2 separate regions of the Homo sapiens genome follow, and region 2 is linked to region 1. A link is an interaction called in ENCODE POLR2A ChIA-PET data of the cell type or tissue named here. Cell type or tissue: B cell. All regions are shown on one strand. Region 1 overlaps KANK3 (KN motif and ankyrin repeat domains 3). Region 2 overlaps VAV1 (vav guanine nucleotide exchange factor 1).

What was found. Peaks named below come from ENCODE experiments on the same cell type or tissue, not always from the same donor. Only the 100,000 strongest peaks of a DNase experiment are listed, where the experiment ranks them.
Region 2: POLR2A ChIA-PET joins it to region 1 with 5 read pairs; 1 of 35 experiments calls an interaction of 5 or more read pairs at or near these places.

The regions. Positions count from the first base shown.
Region 1 is chr19:8,333,093-8,338,092 of GRCh38, forward strand. KANK3 (KN motif and ankyrin repeat domains 3) reads right to left here. Exons shown (of 11, transcript NM_198471.3): 2 at 4,703-4,764; 3 at 1,408-2,700; 4 at 1,228-1,327; 5 at 818-1,024; 6 at 632-716; 7 at 1-138. The coding sequence starts at 4,736. Among named protein-coding and RNA genes, the nearest start is that of KANK3, 7.7 kb to the right of the region's middle. RefSeq lists silencers at 1,916-2,015, 2,176-2,365, 2,396-2,445, 2,546-2,805. In B cell, a CTCF peak has its summit at 2,614; DNase peaks (open chromatin) are centred at 1,359, 2,349, 2,419 and 2,509; H3K4me3 peaks cover 697 bases; H3K27me3 peaks cover 3,276 bases.
Region 2 is chr19:6,809,805-6,814,804 of GRCh38, forward strand. All of the region lies in intron 1 of VAV1 (vav guanine nucleotide exchange factor 1), which reads left to right. Among named protein-coding and RNA genes, the nearest start is that of VAV1, 40 kb to the left of the region's middle. In B cell, a CTCF peak has its summit at 4,762; a DNase peak (open chromatin) is centred at 2,257; H3K27ac peaks cover 3,157 bases.

The DNA.
Region 1 (5,000 bases):
CGCCAGGTTCACCACGTGCGCCAGCAGTTCGGGTCCCAGGCGCCTCACCCCTTCCAGCATCCTGGCCACGGGCTCCGCCTGAGAGCGCCGCTGGCTGGACACTCGAAACCACTCCTGGGCCACGAGGCGCACTGCGCCCTGCAAGGGACAGGGGCCAAGATAACATCGGCGATGGTCCACGGCGGCGCCGTGGTGGGGGAGCTGGGGAGGGGCGGGACTGGGAAGAGACCCATTTGGCGTTTCCAGGCAAGTAAGGAAGGTCACTCCTCGTCCAGGTGGGGAGCCATGCGAACCCAGATGGAGGGCTGGGGCCACACCCCTATCGGAGGGCAAACACGGGGGAAGGGGGTCCTTTCCTTCCAGGGAAGAATTTGCGGGAGAACATGGAACGGGGAAAGGCAATGAACGCTTGCCCTTGGGGAGTCCGGGAGTGGGGCTGGGGCCGGGCCTTTTTGGGGAAACCAAGGAAAGATCGGCGCTGTCCTGGGAAGGAGATCCCTTCGGAGAGCCTGGGGTCAGGCGAGGTGCCTGGCGGGAAGGGATGGAACCCGGTGTGCTCCCCTAAGTGGGCGTCAGAGGTCCTTGGAGGCTCCCACGCCACTCCCTGGTGCTGCGCTCCCGGGGCACTCACGCCGTCGCTGGCTACTCCGCGGGGCCGGCTCAGCTGCCGCTGCAGCGCTACGCACGCCTCCCTCAGACGCGGGCTCAGCTCGCACCTGCAGAGGAGGCCAGGAGAGACTCAGGATGGATCGGGGACAGCGCCGACCAGGAGGAGGGCAGCCGCCTCCTCTCCAAACAACTAGCGAGCGCCGCTCACCTCCCCTGTGCCACCTGCTGAGGCTCTGCCTCCGCCTCGGGCTCAGGGTCCCGGATGTCCCCGCCGCTGGGAGGGCCAGGGGTGCCCGAGTCGGATCCCCCGCCGCTGTCATCCCCGGAGCCCGAGGAGCTACCCGGGGGCTCGGCGCCACCGTTCTCGCTGTCGCCATCGCTGTCGCTGGCGTCCTCGCTGGAGGAGCTCTCGTACCTGGGGGCAGGGTGGGAGGTGTCTGCTAAACCTCCCCTGTGGGCTCGTTCTGGAGTCCTGCGATGTGGGTGTGGCCGTTCCCATTTAACGATGAGGAAACTGAGGATTGCCCAGACCACGCTGCCAGTAGAGGGGCAGAGCTGGGGTTCCAACCCCAGTCTATGTCCCGGCAGAAGCTGCCACAGGAGGGGAAAGGCGCTCACTCTCCGTTGAGGACCCCAACAAACTGCAGGCTCTTGGGTCCGGAGCTGGGTTGGGCACCAGGTGTGCCGTCTCTCTTCTTCATGATGGATTTGAGGATGCCTGGCGGGGATGAGATGAGGGCACTGAGTTCGAGTCCGGCGCCGAGTAAGCCAGGGCCCAGCGACGGGGTCGGGACTCACCCGCGGGCGCCACGGCCCTGTCTCCGTCCATGGATCCGGGCGAGCTCTCCTGAGTCAAGGAGGGCGCCTCTGCCGGGGACTCGGTCTGCGCGGCCTTTTCGGCACAGCTCCACGGGGTCTGGGTGGTGGCCTCGCGTAGCTGGGCCCGGGCCCCCGCCGCTGCCTCCTCCGCAGCCTCGCGGGCTTCCTCCAGCTCCCGCAACCGGCCCCGCAGAAGCTCACTCACCCCGCGCTGGTGCTCCAGACTGGCGCGCAGCAGCTCTAGCTCGCGCTCGGCGGCCGCAGGCAGCCCCAGCAGCGCCTCGGTCACCCACGCGTCCGCCTCCACGGTCTCGGGGGCAGCCTCCACGCCGGCCTCCCGGGTCTCCGGCACGGCCTGGGCACCCGCTTCTCGGGTCTCGGGCACGGCCTCGGCGGCCACCTCCCGGGTCTGGGGCGTCCCATCGAGACTCCCGACCTCCCCGTCGAGGACCTGGAGCGCGCCCTCGCTGCGCCCTGCAGCCAGGCCGTCTGGGCTGTCAGCCCGGGGGCTGGCCCTGGCACGGCCGCCGCGCTCGGAGGTGGCCAGGCGCTCGGTGAGCCGCCGCAGCTGGGCGAGCTTGTCCGGGCGCGTCTCAGCCTCCCCGTCCGGCTCGGGCTGCGCGCGCCCGGCCAGCAGCCGCGCCTTCTCGGCGCGCAGCGCGCGCACCTGCTCCTGCAGCTCGGGCAGCGTTCGCGCCTGGTCCTCGAGCTCGCGCAGGCGCCGCAGCGCCGCGGCCATCTGCTCGCGCACCAGCTGCAGTTGGGCAGGGCCGGGCGAAGCAGGGGCAAGGTTAGGGGCGGGGCTGCTGCGGCCGGACCCGCGTGGGCTGCGCGGGACCCCGCGGCCGGGGCTGGGCGCGCGCTCGTGTGTCTGCGCCAGCTCCAGCCGCCGGCTGGTCTCCCGGAGCGTGTGCTCGACGCGCGGGTTGCGCACGGGCGCGCGCGGCGACAGCGGCTGCATCAGGAGCCCCGAGGGCGCGCCCTGGGAGAGTATGCCCGGTGCTCCACCGTCGTCACTGGCCAGGGACTCGCTGGATGTCCAGGCGCCTGGGCTACGTGCGCCCGCGAGGCCGGGCCGGGGCGCGCGGGGACGGCGCGAGGTCGGGGGTCCCGGGGCGCGGCGGGCAGCGGGGCCACGCTCCAGCTCCTCTATGTACTTGAGGAAGTCCAGGTCCAGGTGGAAGCCGTAGGGCGTCTCCACCGAGTAGGGCGAGCTCGGGCTGCGTGCGCCCCCGGCGGCGGGGACCGGGCACAGGCGGGGGCCGCCCAGGTCTGGAGGCACGACGGGGGCACGGGGAGGGCGCATCAGAACGGGGAAACCCGGGAGATACTAAACAAACCGAGCGTGTCCCCCACCCATGCCCACGCTTCACACCTATCTGTACCCAAGTATTAACTCAATCGCTTGTTTAATGAGCACCTACTCTGTGCTAAGCAAGTTTCTAGGCCCGGGGGACACAGCAGTGAGCAAGACAAACATCCCTGTCCTCCTGTAGAAAGCAGATAAGCATCCTTCCAAACGATGCCTACGGCAATGGTAATAATAACAGGGAATAAACGGAGGAGGCCCGATTTAGCGTTTGGTTGCCAGGGAAGCTTTCCTGTGAGGGGACTTTCCTGTGGAGTGGAGCCCTGGCCCGGCGTGTGGTTCGCGCCTGTAGTCGCAGCATTTTGGGAGGCCGGCACAGGCGGATCACCTGAGGTCAGGAGTTCCAGACCAGCCTGGCCAACATGGTGAAACCCAGTATCTGCTAAAAATACGAAAATTAGCTGGGCGGTAGTGGCGCGCGCCTGTAATCCCAGCTACTCCGGAAGCTGAGGCAGGAGAATCACTTGATCCTGGTAGGCGGAGTTTGAGGTGAGCCGAGATCGCACCAATGCACTCCAGCCTGGGCGACAGAAGAGAACCTCTCAAAAAAAAAAAAAAGTAGCCCTGGCCGGGCGCAGTGGCTCACGCCTCTATCTCAACACTTTGGGAGGCCGAGGCGGGTGGATCGCTAGAGCTTAGGAGTTCGAGACAAACCTGGGCAACAAAGTGAGACCCCATCTCCAAAAATATATATATACACATATACATATATATACATAGCTGTGCATAATGGTGAGCTACTCAGGAGGCTGAGGTGGGAGGATCACTTGAGCCTGGGAGGCAGAGGTTGCAGTGAGCCGAGATTGCACCACTGCACTCCAGACTGGGTGACAGAGTGAGACCCTGTCTCAAAAAAAAAAAAAAAAAGGTTGGCGAGGGGAAGCCCTGCACGATGAGGAGGAAGCAGCTGGGAAAAGGTTTCTAGAAGAAAACAGCCCATGGAAATACCCTGGGGTAGGAGGGAGGAGGGTCAGCTGGAGTCACAGCGAGATGGAGACCAGGGTGTCCCGAGCAGAGTAAAGAAGGCAGGGGGAAGAGGAATGGACGCACAAGGGCCACACTTCCCTGGTTTGAGGGCTACCTGGGGTGGCAGGGGGTATAGTCCACTTGCGATTAGTGCCATAGGTGGGGTGTTTTTTGTTTTGTTTTTTTCTTTTTTTTGAGACGGAGTCTTGCTCTGTTGCCCAGACTGGAGTGCTGTAGTGCGATCTTGGCTCATTGCAGCCTCTGCCTCCCAGGTTCCAGCAATTCTCCTGCCTCAGCCTCCTGAGTAGCTGGGACTACAGGCACGCGCCACCATGCCTGGCTAATTTTTTTTTTTTTTTTTTTTTTGAGACGCAGTCTCGCTCTGTCGCCCAGGCTGGAGTGCAGTGGCACAATCTCTGCTCACTGCAAGCTCCGCCTCCCGGGTTCAAGCCATTCTCCTGCCTCAGCCTCCCGAGTAGCTGGGACTACAGGGGCACCACCATGCCCGGCTAATTTTTTGTATTTTTAGTAGAGATGGGATTTCACCGTGTTAGCCAGGATGGTCTTGACCTCCTGACCTTGTGATCTGCCCGCCTCGGCCTCCCAAAGTGCTGGGATTACAGGCATGAGTCACCACACCGAGCCGTGCCTGGCTAATTTTTGTATTTTTAGTAGAGACAGGGTTTCACCATGTTGCCCAGGCTGGTCTCAAACTCCTGATCTCAAGTGATCCGCCCACCGTGGCCTCCCAAAGTGCTGGGATTACAGGCATGAGCCACCGCACCCGGCCATGATTGATGCCATAGGTGGTTTAAAGCAGGCTCATGACATTGGAGAGGACTGCACTCTAGGGCTGTAGGCTGCGTCCACACACAAGGGCATCAAGCGTTTCTCTGTGCATGCGCACACACACACACATCTCTCTTTTTGCACACTCACCGGGCAGGTTCTGATTCAGGGCAAACTTGGCCATGTTTCCTGCAGCAGCTGTCAGAGGCACCCTGCAAAAGGGGTGAAGGTGGGGCTGGGCGCTGTCCCTCTGGCTGGAGCCTCTGGGGCCTGCCTTTGAGTCTAAGCAAACAGGACCCAAGAGCTCTCCTCCACCCAGCCACCTCCCTCCACACATGGCCTCTCCTTCCTCTTCCCTAAAGAAACCTTGAAACTTTTTTTTTTTTTTTTTTTTTGGGACAGAGTCTCGCTCTGTCACCCAGGCTGGAGTGCAATGCCACAATCTCGG
Region 2 (5,000 bases), 1.5 Mb before region 1:
AGATGTGACAGATAGTTTGGATGTAGAATCTGAATAATCTATTGATTGACTGGAAATGGAGGATTCAATGAATCCTCCATTTCCAGCCAGGTGCAGTGGCTCATGCCTGTAATACCAGCACTTTGGGAAGCCAAGACAAGCTAATTGTTTGAGGCCAGGAGTTCAAAACCAGCCTGGACAATGTAACAAGACCCTGTATCTACAAAAAATAAAAATAAAAATAACGTTATCTGGGCATGGTGGTGCATGCCTGTAGTCCCAACACTCAGGAGGTTGAGGCAAGAGGATCAATTGAACCCAAAAGGTGGAGGCTGCAGTGAGCTATGATTGTGCCACTTCACTCCAGTCTGGGTGACAGAGCAAGACCTCATCTCTACAAATAAAAAGTTAGCCAGGTGTGGTGGTGCATGCCCATAGTCCCAGCTGCTCAGGAGGCTGAGGCAGGAAGATTGCTTGAGCCCAATTTCAAGGCTGCAGATTGCACTACTGCACTTCAGCCTGGGCAACAGAGTGAGACCCTGTCTCTAAAGAAATAAAAATAAAAATAAACCCGACTTTCAAAACACTTAGATTCGTTCCTGGCTTGTAGACGATCACCTATGAAATTACTCTAACTTGGCCGGGCACAGTGGTTCATGCCTTTAATCCCAGCACTTTGAGAGGCAGAGGTGGGTGGATCCCCTGAGGTCAGGAGTTCGAGACCAGCCTGGCCTACATGGTGAAACCCTGCCTCTACTAAAAATACAAAAAATTAGCCAGGCGTGGTGGCGGGCGCCTGTAATCGCAGCTACTCAGGAGGCTGAGGCTGGAGAATTGCTTGAACCCAGGAGGCGGAGGTTGCAGTGAGCTGAGATCACGTCATTGCACTCTGGCCTGGGCGACAAGAGTGAAACGTTATCTCAAAAAAAAAAAATTACTCTAAGTTGATTCTGAAGGATTGGGGAGTGTTGAAAATCATCTTGGGTTCCTAAGACAAATTGCTGGGTGGTAATGGCACCATTGTTAGATGAAGAGGCTGGAGGGAGAGCAAGTTTGAACTGGCAATGATGTCAATCTTGGACCTGTTAAGTTTGAGGTGCCCATTGTTGAAAGAATGAACCTGTTTCCCCAGCTGTAAGCAAAGAAATGGATTGCAATGAAAAGGCATGCTTTCAACTGTTGTTCCAAAACCTTTGTCCTCATCTGGAACGGAGGTACAGACTGTCTCTTAGTTACTGTGTTATTCATTTCTATTTATTTATTTATTTTTGAGATGGCGTCTTGCTCTGTTGCCCAGGCTGGAGTGCAGTGGCACGATCTCAGCTCACTGCAGCCTCCGCCTTCCAGGTTCAAGTGATCCTCCTGCCTCAGCTTCTCAAGTAGCTGGGATTACAGGCATGCACCACCATGCCCGGCTAATTTTTGTATTTTTAGTAGAGACAGCATTTCACCATGTCGGCCAGGCTGGTCTCGAACTCCTGACTTCAAGTGATCCACCCTCTTCGGCCTCCCATAGTGCTGGGATTATAAGCATCAGCCTCCACACCCAGCCTCATTTATTTATTCAATAAATTGTATTGGGCACTATTGCATGCCACCATGTGGTGTTCAGGATTCAGAGGTGACTCAACCCTGGGTCCTGACTTCATCTGGAGAGAGCCCAGCACAGGCGTCTTCGTTGTCAGGCCTGGGTTGAGGAGGGACATCATGTTAAGGGAGGCTGCAGTTGGGGGAGAATGAGGACTCTGCTTGGCTGAAGACATTGGGGAAGGTTTCCTGGAAGAAGAGATATTGGAGATGGGCCTTGAAGGATGAGTAGGAGTTCACCAGGCAAATAGGAGAGGAACTTTTAGCCCAGACAGCAGTCCTTTATTCATCTCCCTGCATATAATTACTGTAAGAATCGGCAAGAGAAGCTGGAATGGAGATCCATGAGGTCTCTGAGGATCAGACAGACACATCACAGCTAACTCTGGCCCAAAGGGTACTTCATTAGGATAACACCAGCTACTGTAACAAACAAGACATTTCAGTGACTTCACATGGTAAAAATTGATTTCTTGTACACAAAACAGTACAATGCATGTGCTTCTAGTTCCAGGTCGGGGGGCTTTTCCCCGCAGATAATTCAGGGACCCAGGCTACTTTCATTTGCAGTTTTGCCATCCCTTAGAGTCTCAGCCTGCAGAAAATAGGGAGAGAGGAGGTATGGAGAAGTAATTTCTCCTTAAATACAGTGCCCTGAAAGTGATGCTTATGACAAATGCTCCTATTCTATTGGCCAGAAGCAGTCACATGACTGCATCCACATGCAAGGAGAGATGGGAAATGCAGTCCTTAGCTGGGCAGCCATTTTCCAGCAGCAATTCCATATTATGGAAGAGAAAACACGAATATTGGTGGATCTTTAGTGGCCTCTGCCCGAGGTAGACAGCAGGAATAGAACTAAGGGCTTGGAGGCAGTAACACTCAGTTTGATTTGTGCTCTTGAGTAAACCCTTCTTCTCACTCTTTGGGTTTCTCTCTCTGAGTGATGAGTGAAGATTGGAAGCTGATTAATATCTGAGGTATTTTCCAGTTTCAAAAATTGACCGGGTGCAGTGGTTCACACCTGTGATCCCAGCACTTTGGGAGGCCAAGGCAGGCAGATTACTTGAGGTAAGGAGTTCAAGACCAGCCTGGCCAACATGGTGAAACCCTGTCTCTACTAAAAAGAAAATACAAAAATTAGCAGGGCATGGTGGTGGGCGCCTGTAATCCCAGCTGTTCGAGAGGCTGAGGCACTTGAACCTGGGAGGTGGAGGTTGCAGTGAGCCAAGATCACGCCACTGCACTCCAGCCTGGATGACAGAGGGAGACTCTATCTCAAAACAAAAACAGAAACAAAGACAACCCAAAATACAAAAATTGATGGGTTGGTGAATGCTCTTGGTTTCCCAGCTGGAGCTAAGATGATGATGGTGGTGATGCTCATGGTCATGAATACTATTGTGGTAATGATGGTGGTGATGATTATAATGGTAACGATGATGGTGATGGTGGTGATAATGATGATGATGATGATGATGATAAGAATGGTGATGAGGAGAATGGTGATGGTGGTGATGATGATATTACTATCATAATGATAATGATAATTTCCAGAACTTGAAACGTCCAGCCCTTTTTATGCATCATATAACTGAATTACAACAACATGACACAGTAGGCATAAACCCTTCATGTTGGTTCATTTGCCTTTATCCTTGTTACCTATTTATTGCTAAGTAACAAATTATCCCCAAACTTAATTGTATAAAACAACCATTTATTATGCTTATGGATTATTTGGGTCAAGAATTCTGAAATAGCTCATCTAGGCAGTTCCCCTTTAGGGTTTCTAATGAGGTTGCACACAGATGTCGGCTGGGGCTGCAGTCATCTAAAGGCCTTAGCTGGAGGGTCTACTTCCTGAGTGGCTGGGCCACATAGAGCTTCAGCTCCTCTCCACCTGGGGCTCCCCACAGGACTGATTGAGTGGCCTCACAACATGGTCGCCGGTGAGTGGTCCAAGAGACCAAAATGGAGCTTCGATATGTTTCATTATTTAGTCTTGAGAACTCACATCTTGTTTCTTCCACCCTGTTCTTTTAGTGACACATGGCCAGTCTTGGTTCAATGTGGGAGGGGATTACAAAAAGGCATCTTAACTTATGTATGAATACTAGGAGCTATGGACCATTGGGGGCCATCCTGGAGGCTGGCTACTACAAACACATTGTCTTAATTACTGTAGATTTATGGTGTCTTAATATTTGGTAGGACTCATACCCTTTATTTTCCCTCTGTAGGAGTATATTGGCTACTCATGGCTGAGGTTTTCTATACAAATCTTAGGATTTGTATGTCAAGTTCAATGAAAAGCCATTCTGGGGTTTTTAATTGAAATTGGATTAAATCTATAGCTCAATTTTGGAGAGAATTGAAGATTTTAAAACTTGAGTCTTGGGGCTGGGTGCGGTGGCTCATACCTGTAATCTCAGCACTTTGAGAGCCTGTGGTGGGAGAGTCACTTGAGGCCAGGAGTTGAAGACCAGCCTGTGTGACATAGTGACATCCTGTCTCTATAAAAAATCTTTAAAAAAAAATTAGCCAGGTATGATGGCATATGCTTGTAGTCCCAGCTACTTGGGAGACTGACGCAGGAGGATCTTTTGAGCCCAAGAGGTCAAGGTTACAGTGAACTATGATCGTGCCACTCCACTCCGGCCTGGGTGACAGAGTGATACCCTGTCTCTAAAAATAAATCAATGAATGAATAAATAAAATAAAACAAAACACTGAGTCTTGCTAGAAAGGAACTGGTATATATTCTATTTTGTTTAGGTCACTAGCTTTATGCAGTTTTGTTTCACATCTTCTAGGCTATGGTCAATAGTATCCTTTTAAAATCAAAGTCTGATTTCCCTATGTGAAAAGCTAAATTCTTCATTTTATCATTCAATCAGTTCTAGCAACTGTGGACACTTGTGCAATCCACACCCTTATCAAAACAGAACATTTCCATCACTTGTGGCCTCTCTGAGTCAATCTCTACCTTCCCTCTTGCTCCGGAAGCAACCACTGATTTGATTTCTATCATCATAGGTTAGTTTTGCTTACTGTAGGATTTCACAATTTTTTTTTTAATTTGTGAGTTATTTTTGCTTATGTACTGACACTTAGTACACTTTGTATACTGGTTTTGTATTCAGCCACACTGCCAAATAATTTTATTAATTTCAGCTATTTATCTATATATTCTTTGGGAATTTCTATGTTGATGATTGCTTCTTCTGCAAAAATGACTTTCTTTCTTTCTTTCTTTTCTTTCTCTCCTTCCTTCCTTCCTTCCTTCCTTCCTTCCTTCCTTTCTTTCTTTCTTTCTTTCTTTCTTTCTTTCTTTCTTTCTTTCTTTCTTTCTTTCTTTCCTTTTTCCCTCTGTCTTGTCTTGCAGTACAGGCTGAGATCTTCAATACAATGTTGAATAGAAATGGTGATAG